Linked DNA regions of Homo sapiens: all the other regions are linked to region 1. A link is a contact called in ENCODE Hi-C or POLR2A ChIA-PET data. All regions are on one chromosome and are shown on one strand. The core of a region is the stretch at or near the end of the contact, and the rest is flanking DNA. Distances in the headings are between cores, read along the strand shown. Region 1 holds the start of ACOT4 (acyl-CoA thioesterase 4). Region 2 holds the start of PTGR2 (prostaglandin reductase 2). Region 3 overlaps PAPLN (papilin, proteoglycan like sulfated glycoprotein).

Region 1 (2,789 bases), core at 264-2,763:
GCGTGGGCAACAGAGACAGACACTGTCTCAAAAAAAAAAAAAAAAAAAAGAAAGAAAGAAAAGAAAAAAGATTGAAACAAAACTTTATGTTCTGTTGCATCAGCCCTCTGGTTTTTAGTGTACTGATATTTCAGATGTCTATGTAGAAAGGGAGGAAAGAAAAAGAAATACCCAGAGATGGTTTTAGGTGAGAAAGGCAGTGGAGTCTGAAGTGTGACCTGTGATAAAGCAGCACATGAAGAAGTGGAGAAGAGACAGTGTGCCTAGAACACTAGAGAAGACGACATGGTAATAGCTTCATTCACTGTCATCATTCTGCCTTAGACAAGTCAGGCTGATGCCTGTAGAAATCTGTAGGGTAGTGATTAATAGCAAAGTGGATAATGTACCTGACGACCTGAACCTGTTTTTTCATCTGCAGAATAACAATACCAACTTCATTGGGATATTATAGAGACTAACTGATAGAATGCAAGTAAAAACCGTAGTACACAGCCTAACAAAAAATCCTTTTTTTTCTTTTTTCTTTTTTTGAGACGGAGTCTCGCTCTGTCACCCAGGCTGGAGTGCAGTGGTGCGATCTCGGCTCACTGCAACCTCCATCTCCCAGGTTCAAGCGATTCTCGTGCCTCAGCCTCCCGAGTGGCTGGGACTACAGGCGTGTGCCACCAGGCTGGACTAATTTTTGTATTTTCGGTAGAGTCAGCGTTTCACCATGCTGGCCAGTCTGGTCTCAAACTCCTGATCTCAAGTGATCCGCCCATCTCGGCCTCCCAAAGTGCTGGGATTACAGGCGTTAGTCACCACGCCCGGTACCAAACCCTCTATTTTGGTAGAGTGGCCACTGACATAGTCAATGTTAGCTTCTCTGATCTTGCTCCAAAACCAAACCAGTGCTAAATCAGCACTGGAAACAAACGGAGACTCAGGCCACTGACGCTCACACCACCCGCCAGCAGCCTGGCTCACCTGGCGGCAGGAAGAGCGTGGCGCGCACCCGGCCCGCTCGCACCGACTGGCGCCGCACCCCTGGCGGGAGGAAGTGGCGCTCGTGCTGCGCCTGGCACAGCAGCCGTCCAGGCTCGGGGTCGTGGCCGTCCAGCACCTCCAACTCCACGACAAAAGGAATCTGTACGTCCCGCTTCAGGAAGCGCCAAAAAGGCTTCTCGGGTTCCAGGGCCCAGAGCAGCCCCATGGGCTCGAGTCCCGCGAAGCTGCCGCCCAGCGCGGGTGCGCGCTCCAGGTCCAGCTCGCCGCGGGCGTCGGCGCAGTAGCGCGCGTGGGCCCGGAAGAGCGCGCCCTTCTCGTCGCGCAGGGACGCGCGCAGCGTAACCCGCTGCTCCGGGGCCAGGCCGCGCACGGCAATGCGCACCGGCTCGTTCCAGCAGCAGCGGCCTGGGGGCTCCAGGATCAGCGTTGCTGACATCTTGGAGCCGGAGCGGGGAATTCAAAGGTCGAGGCCCGAGACCCGTCCAAGATCGTGGCAAGCGCGCCGAATGTCCGGACGGCGTCCGGCGTCCCCTGGTGCCGGAAGCTGCCGGTGGCTGAGCAGTCCCAGAAAGCCCCTGGGACTTCAGACCGGTTAACCCGGCGCTCCGGACTCGTCTGAGGCAAAAGTAGCCAGGCTCCTCTTCAGGGTCGTCTCCTTGGGCCCCGGGGCGCGCAAGGTGTGGCGCCCAACCCACCCCGTAGAAAGCCTCTCTGCCTCACACCACCCTCGGTTGTTGGAATGAAAGTTGTTGGATGATCAATTTGTGGTGAAACCAAAAGCCAATGAGATCAAGCCAAATTCCAGCCTTTCATGGGCTCCATGGAAGGTTTTGTTTTTAACTTTTTTTTTTTTTGAAACAGAGTCTCCTCTGTCGCCCAGGCTGGAGTGCAGTGGCGCTTCGGCTCACTGCAATCTCCGCCTCCTGGGTTCAAGCGATTCTCCTGCCTCAGCCTCCCGAGTACCTGGGATTACAGGCGCGCGCCACCATGCCGCTAATTTTTGTATTTTTAGTAAAGAGGGAGTTACACCATGTTGGCCAGGCTGGTCTTGAACTCCTGACTTCAAGTGATCTTCCCGCCTTGGCCTCCCAAAGTGCTAGGGATTACAGGCGTGAGCCGCTGCGCCCGGCCTGCTTTTTTGTTGTATTTGAGACAGGGTCTCTCTCTGTCATCCAGGCTGCAAGGCGGTGGCTCGATCACAGGTCACTGCAGCCTCCACCTCCCAGGCTCAAGTGATCCTCCTGTCTCAGCCTTCGGAGTAGCTGTGACTACAGACAGCGCACCACCATGCCACGTTAATTTTTAAATGTTTATTTTTAGAGAGGAGGTGTCACCCTGTTTCCCAGGCTGGTCTCGAACTCCTGAGCACAAACTATCCTCCTGCCTCTGTAGTCCCAAAGTGCTAGTGATACGTGACAGCATGCTGGCTGCCCTCGCTCGCTGTCGGCGCCTCCTCGGCCTTGGCGCCCACTCTGGCCGCGCTTGAGGAGCCCTTCAGCCCGCCGCTGCACTGTGGGAGCCCCTTTCTGGGCTGGCCAAGGCCGGAGTCGGCTCCCTCAGCTTACTGGGAGGTGTGGAGGGAGAGGCGCGGGCGGGAACCGGGGCTGCCCGCGGGGCTTGCGGGCCAGCGCGAGTCCCGGGTGGGCGTGGGCTCGGCGGCCCCGCACTTGGAGCGGCCGGCCGGCCCGCAAGCCCCGGGCAGTGAGGGGCTTAGCACCTGGGGCAGCAGCTGCTGTGCTCGATTTCTCAGCGGGCCTTAGCTGCCTCCCCGCGGCGCAGGGCTCGGGACCTGCAGCCCG
Region 2 (3,026 bases), core at 497-2,996, 260 kb before region 1:
CTGAGGTGGGCAGATCACTTGAGGTCAGGAGTTTGAGACCAGCTCCGACAAAACGGCGAAACCCCACCTCTACTAAAAATACAAAAATCAGCCCGGCGTGGTGGCGGGCGCCTGTAATCCCAGCTACTCTGGAGGCTGAGGCTGGGGAATCGCTTTAAACCGGGAGGTGGAGGTTGCAGTGAGCCGAGATCACGCCATTGCACTCCAGCATGGGCGACAAGAGCGAAACTCCATCTCAAAAAAAAAGAAAAAAGAGAAGAAAAAAGAGGTACAGAAAGAGAATAATTCGCCCAGAGTCGCCCAACTTGTAATAACGCTAGAACCCATACTCCAACACGGCACCTGCTATTTCCATCACATGAGCTTCCTAATACCTTTTAATACCCTTATTTCGTGCGATTATTCTGCCACTAGCAACCCTGTTGACCACGCCTTGTTATAAAACGTATCTTTCTGGGCCCAGAGCCGTGGCTCACACCTGTAATTCCAGCACTTTGGGAGGCTGAGGTGGGAGGCTCACTTGAGGCCAGGAATTCGAGACCAGTCTGGCCAACATGGGAAAACCCCGCTCTACTAAAAATACAAAAATTAAGCGTGGTGGTGGGCGCCTATAGTCCCAGCTACACAGGAGGCTGAAGCTGGAGAACTGCCTGAACCCAGGAGACTGAGGCTGCAGTGAGCCGAGATCCAGCCAGGACACTCCAGCCTGGGCAACAGAGCGAGACTTTGTCTCAAAAAACAAACAAACAAACCACGTGTCTTTCTGGATCTCTCTGCCAGTCTTCTCCTCCCCTTCCGGTTTTCTGGTCTCCCCCTTCCCCTCCCGAAGTCTTGCATGTGGAGATTCCTATCTTGCTCTTCCCTTTCTCAGTGACCTCCCTGAGCCCTGTGGCTCCTCCTACCAACCACTTTATATGGAAATTAATAATAATTTGCGTCTCTAGCCCAGAATTTCAAACTAACTGCCCAGCTCGTCAGCGCTAAGAGGATAAGGACTCGTCTGCTTTGTTCAATGATGTGAATCCAGGCCGGGCGCGATGGCTCACGCCTGTAATCCCAGCACTCTGAGAGGCCGAGGCAGGCAGATCACGAGGTCAGGAGATCAAGACCATCCTGGCTAACACGGTGAAATCTCGTCTCTACCAAAAATACAAAAAATTATCCGGGCGCAGTAGTAATCCCAGCTACTCGGGAGGCTGAGGCAGGAGAATCGCTTGAACCCGAGAGATGGAGGCTGCAGTGAGCCGAGATCGCGCCACTGCACTCCAACCTGGGCGACAGACAGAGCGAGACTCCGTCACACACACAAAAAAATGTGAGTCCAATCCCCTATGCCCGGCGCATGGTACGTGCTCAACAAATCTGTGTTAAATGAAAGTTTCAGAGGCACCTCAAACACAATTACGTCAAAACCTCAGGTTGCTTTCCCCCAGTAATTCAAAAAAAACCCCAAAACCTGCTTCTGTTTCTCGAGCATTCCCTATCTCAGTGTTGCGGGCAATAACGCCAGTGTCCCCGGTAGCTCCGGGAGGACGCCTAGAAGTCACCCTGGTTGAGAGTCTTCTTCCTCACCGCTGGGGCCCGAAGCAGCTTCGGGAGCCACAGTCGCGGGAGCCGCTCGCGCGTCACTGACCCTGTGGAGCCCGGGTGAACGAAATCTCGCGTGATTTGCCGGAAAGAGGCTGTACTGCACGACCCCAGCTCGCCCCCAGGCCTCGGCCCTCTGACCGCAGTACGCAGGCGCGCGACTAGGCCCGGCTCCGCGCCCCCTCCCCTCCCAGGGGCGGGGTTTGGAAGCTTAGGGATTGGAAGTTTAGGATTCCTGGGCGCCCCACGTTTCCGGGAGAAGCAAGGGAAATGCGGAACGTCAGGGGAGAGTTACTAGTCTGGGCAAAGTGCATTAATAACTTAACTGAGATTGGTTCCTTGTGGCCGCCCCTACTGCCTTGACCCAAAGAGCAAATCTTGCAGCCTTGACCAGTGAGTTCACATTTAGCAGTCCGTGAAGAAGTTTTATTAGTTTTGTGGATTTCTCCCTGAACCTCGATTGGGAAATTATAGTGAGACAGGGACCGTCAAGCCTACTCCTTGTTTTATAGATGGGGAAACTGAGTCTCGGAGAGCTGATGTGATTGGACCACCTACCTTTCAGCTGGTTAGGGGCAGTGCTGGGATAAAACCCCTCTCTCCGGACCCTAATCCAGGGCCCCTTTGCGCCTCTTTTATTTCACGAAGAATACCAAATTCCTCCAAGATTACCAGTGTGGGCTGATTTCTCAATTTCATTCATCGTTAGTCGTCTCCTTTTGTGCTGGACTGGGTTGAGAGAAGTGTATACCTAGGACAGCTTCGGATCCCCAGGGACTTCAAACCCTAAGAAAGATCATCTGAATTAGGCAGGTATAAGAATTGCTTGTATTCATGTGGGAGCTAATAGCTCAGCACAAGTCATGCATGGAGTAGCTGAAAGATGACTAGGTTGGTGAGCAAGGGAATAGTGATCAAACAGGTTGGAGTTCCTGGTAGCTTTATGTCTGAATATTTTTGCTTCTTTGGGAAAGCTTCAGGAAGGACTAGGAGAATTACACTACTTTGCAAACATTTTCAGACAGGAGCTAATCTCTTTTATCTGTCATGGACAGGTAGACAGACCTTCAATGCCTTTTGTAATGACTTAAACCAAATGATGAAAAATAAAATGCTCAAATAGACAAAAAGTAGTAGTATAAAATAAAGGTAATCTAGAACTTGATTTAAAAGAAACACTTTCAAAATAGAAAAGAAGCCCTGCAATATTAAATTAGTTTTGGGGCTGGACGCAGTGGCTCACGCCTGTAATCTCAGACCTTTGGGAGGCAGAGGCAGGTGGATTGCTTGAGTCAGGAGTTCGAGACCAGCCTGGGCAACGTGGTGAAACCGCATTTCTTCAAAAAATAAAAAATAAAATGAAATTAGCTAGGTGTGGTGGTGCTTGCTGGTAGTCTCTCAGCTGCTCAGTAGGCTGCAGCGAGCCTTGATCACACCAC
Region 3 (2,912 bases), core at 233-2,732, 320 kb after region 1:
TTTATATAGATAACAAAGCCATTAATGCATATTGTTTCTAAAAATCTGTAACTTTGGTATCAACTCTGAGCTGGTACAGCCCAAGACCCATCATAGTGGGAACTCAGCATAGTGATTAAGCACACCAGCTCTGGACCCATACTGCCCGGGCTCAATCCGGGCTCTGCCACTTGCCAGCTGGGTAACTCTGGGCAAGTTGCTTAAGCCCTTTATGCACATTTCTTCATCTGTGAAATGGGACTAATAACAGCAACAGCAACCTACTTCACAGCGATGTTGAGAAGTCCTCCCAGTAGAGCTATGTCCCTTTTACCTCAGCCTGACCACCCCAAGGCCTCCTACCCTGGTGCTAACACTGAAATTCAATGTGCCACCCAACCATGAGTAGGGCAGGGTCAGGCAGCCGCACACCGTATGACCCAACAAAAAATGAACAGGTGAGAGCAGCCAGCAGAGGACCGGAGGAGAGTGGCCAGACTGAGGCCATGTCTGTCCCATCTGGGACACACATCTCAGGCCATTTCAGCGTGGTGACCAGGTATCAGGCAAGTTTCTCATTGTAGTTTGGTTTTCCATGTAATCCCATCTGGAGCTAATCGCAAACATAATGTCTAGGTCCTCTTGACAGTTCTCTCACTGTGAATCTGCATTTTGCTTTGTCACACAGCCTTGATTTGGTTATTATGTAGACAAGGTCAATTTTCTGGACATGATACAGGTGAAAAGTAGTCCCTGGAGTGTGGTGCTTTCGCCAATGTAACTCCATCATTGTGCAGGCAGGCACTTAGTCACCATGTATCTGAGTGTCGCGGCTTTTGTAGCTGGGTGAGCAGGAGGGAATGGAGGGAAGAACGAGTTTTAACGCTCCCGTTCACCGAGCTGCGAGCGGCGGGAACATTTGTCCCTGTAACACCCCCTTGGGGCTCCGCGGTTGCTGGCATCTCCGAGTTTTCGGGCGCCACCATGTTCCCCTTGTCTATACGTTAGCACCCAGTGCGGAAGCCGCCTGTGCCGTGCGCTGAGCGCGGGGCCGCCACGAGTGCGGGATCCGGGTCAGCGGAGCGCAGCCTGCCCGGCCAAGTGGGCGGAGCGAGACGGTGGGCCGAGCGAGGCCCCGGACAGAGGTCAAGGCGGCGGGCTGGCGAAGCGGCAGGAAGGAACCCTGTAACCCTCCCTCCCGCTCGCCGAGCAACAGGTGAGAAAAAAGCCGCTGGACAACATTTCCAGCCACAACATGAGCACCTAGTGATGCCAAGCACTGAGCTGGGCCCTGGGGAGGCGATCTCTAAAGAGATCATAGACAGGAAGCCGACAAGTCAGTCCCACTCACAAAGCAACATTTCAGCCAGACCTTCAACTTCTAGTACTGGCCAGTCTCCACCCTCAGCCTGGCAGCCAGGAAGCAGCCAGGCCTGCCCCTCTGAGTGTAACCGTGCTCCTGGCATGGCGCTGCAGCCCTGATTGTCAGGAATGCCCAGAAGACCAGGCAGGAAGGGCCCTGGCACCTCCGAGCCTGGCATACTCCCCCAAGGTCTGTATCAGGCCTGTGAGAATTGGCAGCTTGGCCCGAGGTACCACTCTGTCTTCAGTCCCTCCGTGAACAAGAACCAAGGACACAAGGAAGCACAGGCTGGGGGACGAGCAAAGCCCTGTCCCCCTTTCCCTCCTGCTTATTTGAACATATCTCTTGTAAGTGTGAACTCTGAACCACAATCTGTTTCATCAGTTCTGATATGCACTTATTTTCACATCTCTCAAGTTGGTTTGCATCCTAATTGATGGTATCAGAATTGTGTCGTTTCACTGGCAGCATTTTTTTCTTGGTACAAAAATAATGCATCTTACAGGCAATTTGGATTTGTTGAAGTATGATAGAGTAGTAGCTAGAGGAGGTAAGGCTACAATATCAAATATCAAATGATGCAAGTAAGATTCCACTTAGGTACAAGTATAGTAATTTCGTGGGGGTAAAAAAAAAAAAACATGGGGAGTCAAAAGACATGGGCTCTAGTCCCAGGTAGGCCACATTTGCGGTGTGACCGGTGGAAACACCACTTACGCTCTCTGCATACCTGTCTCATTTGTAAAATGGTGATGATAATCCCTGCCCTTTCCTTTCTGGGTTATATGGTCAAACGGCCATAAAGTGGCCAGATTTTAGTGGTTTAGAGTGGATTAGAGTGGACAGATTTTAGTGGTCTGCCTTAAGTTTTAAGTTTTATAATGAAATTCCAGTCAGTCATATGTCTCAAAATCGGTGAGTCTGAATGTCCTGCATGCATTAATGTCTATTAAGCTATCTCCAGGGGCCCAGCAGAGCATCATTTCCTTCATCTCCACTACAGCCCTCTCAGGTGGTGGAGCAGCCCCACTGTAGACGGGAGGAAAATGAGGCTCAGGAAGGTAAGCCCCTTGCCCCAAGTCACACTACCAGCAACTGGCAGGGTGAGCCAGGATTCAAACCAGAGTCCCTCAGACTGCAGAGCCAGCCCTTGAGAACCAGTAAATCTACTGGGGAATGTCCTTCCCATCCCCGGATATAGACCTTTCCTACCTGGTGAGACCACCTTCACCTCGGTGCTGCGGCTGACTGCCTGGCTCCCCTGGTAGGCACTGCACGTGTAGGAGCCCTCATCCCTGGCCCGCAAGTTGTAAATGAGCAGCGTGCCATCTGGGGACTGGTGGACACGGTGGCCATCAGCCTGCACAGGTAGCCCGTTCCTGGAGGAGAGAGGACACTGGGAGAGCCATCAAGGGCCTCTGGAGGTCTGGGAGACAGAGGGAAGAGGTAATCAAAGGCCATTCCAGAGCCAACCGTTCCCACCCCTTGAGAGCAAACAGGTGGAGGACAGGGAGAAATCAAGAATGACCAAGGTTTCTAGGTTGGGTTACTGGGTGATGATGGTGCCCCT

What was found. A loop is a pair of places that touch in the nucleus more often than their neighbours do. ChIA-PET counts read pairs that join two places held with the same protein, here RNA polymerase II (POLR2A). Pooled maps may share reads with other maps.
Region 2: a loop to region 1 is called in a pooled map, with 5 times the contacts of the local background. The contact joins the promoter of PTGR2 here to the promoter of ACOT4 in region 1. A Hi-C loop is called at or near these places in 2 of 50 pooled maps. POLR2A ChIA-PET finds 5 or more read pairs at or near these places in 5 of 52 experiments (BJ, CD4-positive, alpha-beta memory T cell, WTC11 and 2 more).
Region 3: a loop to region 1 is called in a pooled map, with 2.1 times the contacts of the local background. The contact joins the enhancer-like site here to the promoter of ACOT4 in region 1. A Hi-C loop is called at or near these places in 1 of 50 pooled maps. POLR2A ChIA-PET finds 5 or more read pairs at or near these places in 3 of 52 experiments (AG04449, H1 and activated CD4-positive, alpha-beta T cell).

What each region holds. Positions count from the first base shown.
Region 1 is chr14:73,590,597-73,593,385 of GRCh38, reverse strand. ACOT4 (acyl-CoA thioesterase 4) reads right to left here and starts at 1,513. Exons shown (of 3, transcript NM_152331.4): 1 at 970-1,513. The coding sequence starts at 1,426. It also overlaps a transcript of HEATR4 not described here. RefSeq lists a silencer at 899-968 and an enhancer at 780-1,279.
Region 2 is chr14:73,850,551-73,853,576 of GRCh38, reverse strand. It overlaps PTGR2 (prostaglandin reductase 2), which reads right to left and starts at 1,746. Exons shown (of 10, transcript NM_001146154.2): 1 at 1,634-1,746. RefSeq lists an enhancer at 1,951-2,000 and a silencer at 1,610-2,012.
Region 3 is chr14:73,268,366-73,271,277 of GRCh38, reverse strand. PAPLN (papilin, proteoglycan like sulfated glycoprotein) reads right to left here. Exons shown (of 27, transcript NM_001365906.3): 26 at 2,555-2,721. Among named protein-coding and RNA genes, the nearest start is that of PAPLN-AS1, 24 kb to the right of the region's middle. Within about 2 kb of position 1,482, at least 19 of the 41 ENCODE cell types and tissues checked have a DNase peak (open chromatin) inside an H3K27ac peak, as active enhancers do.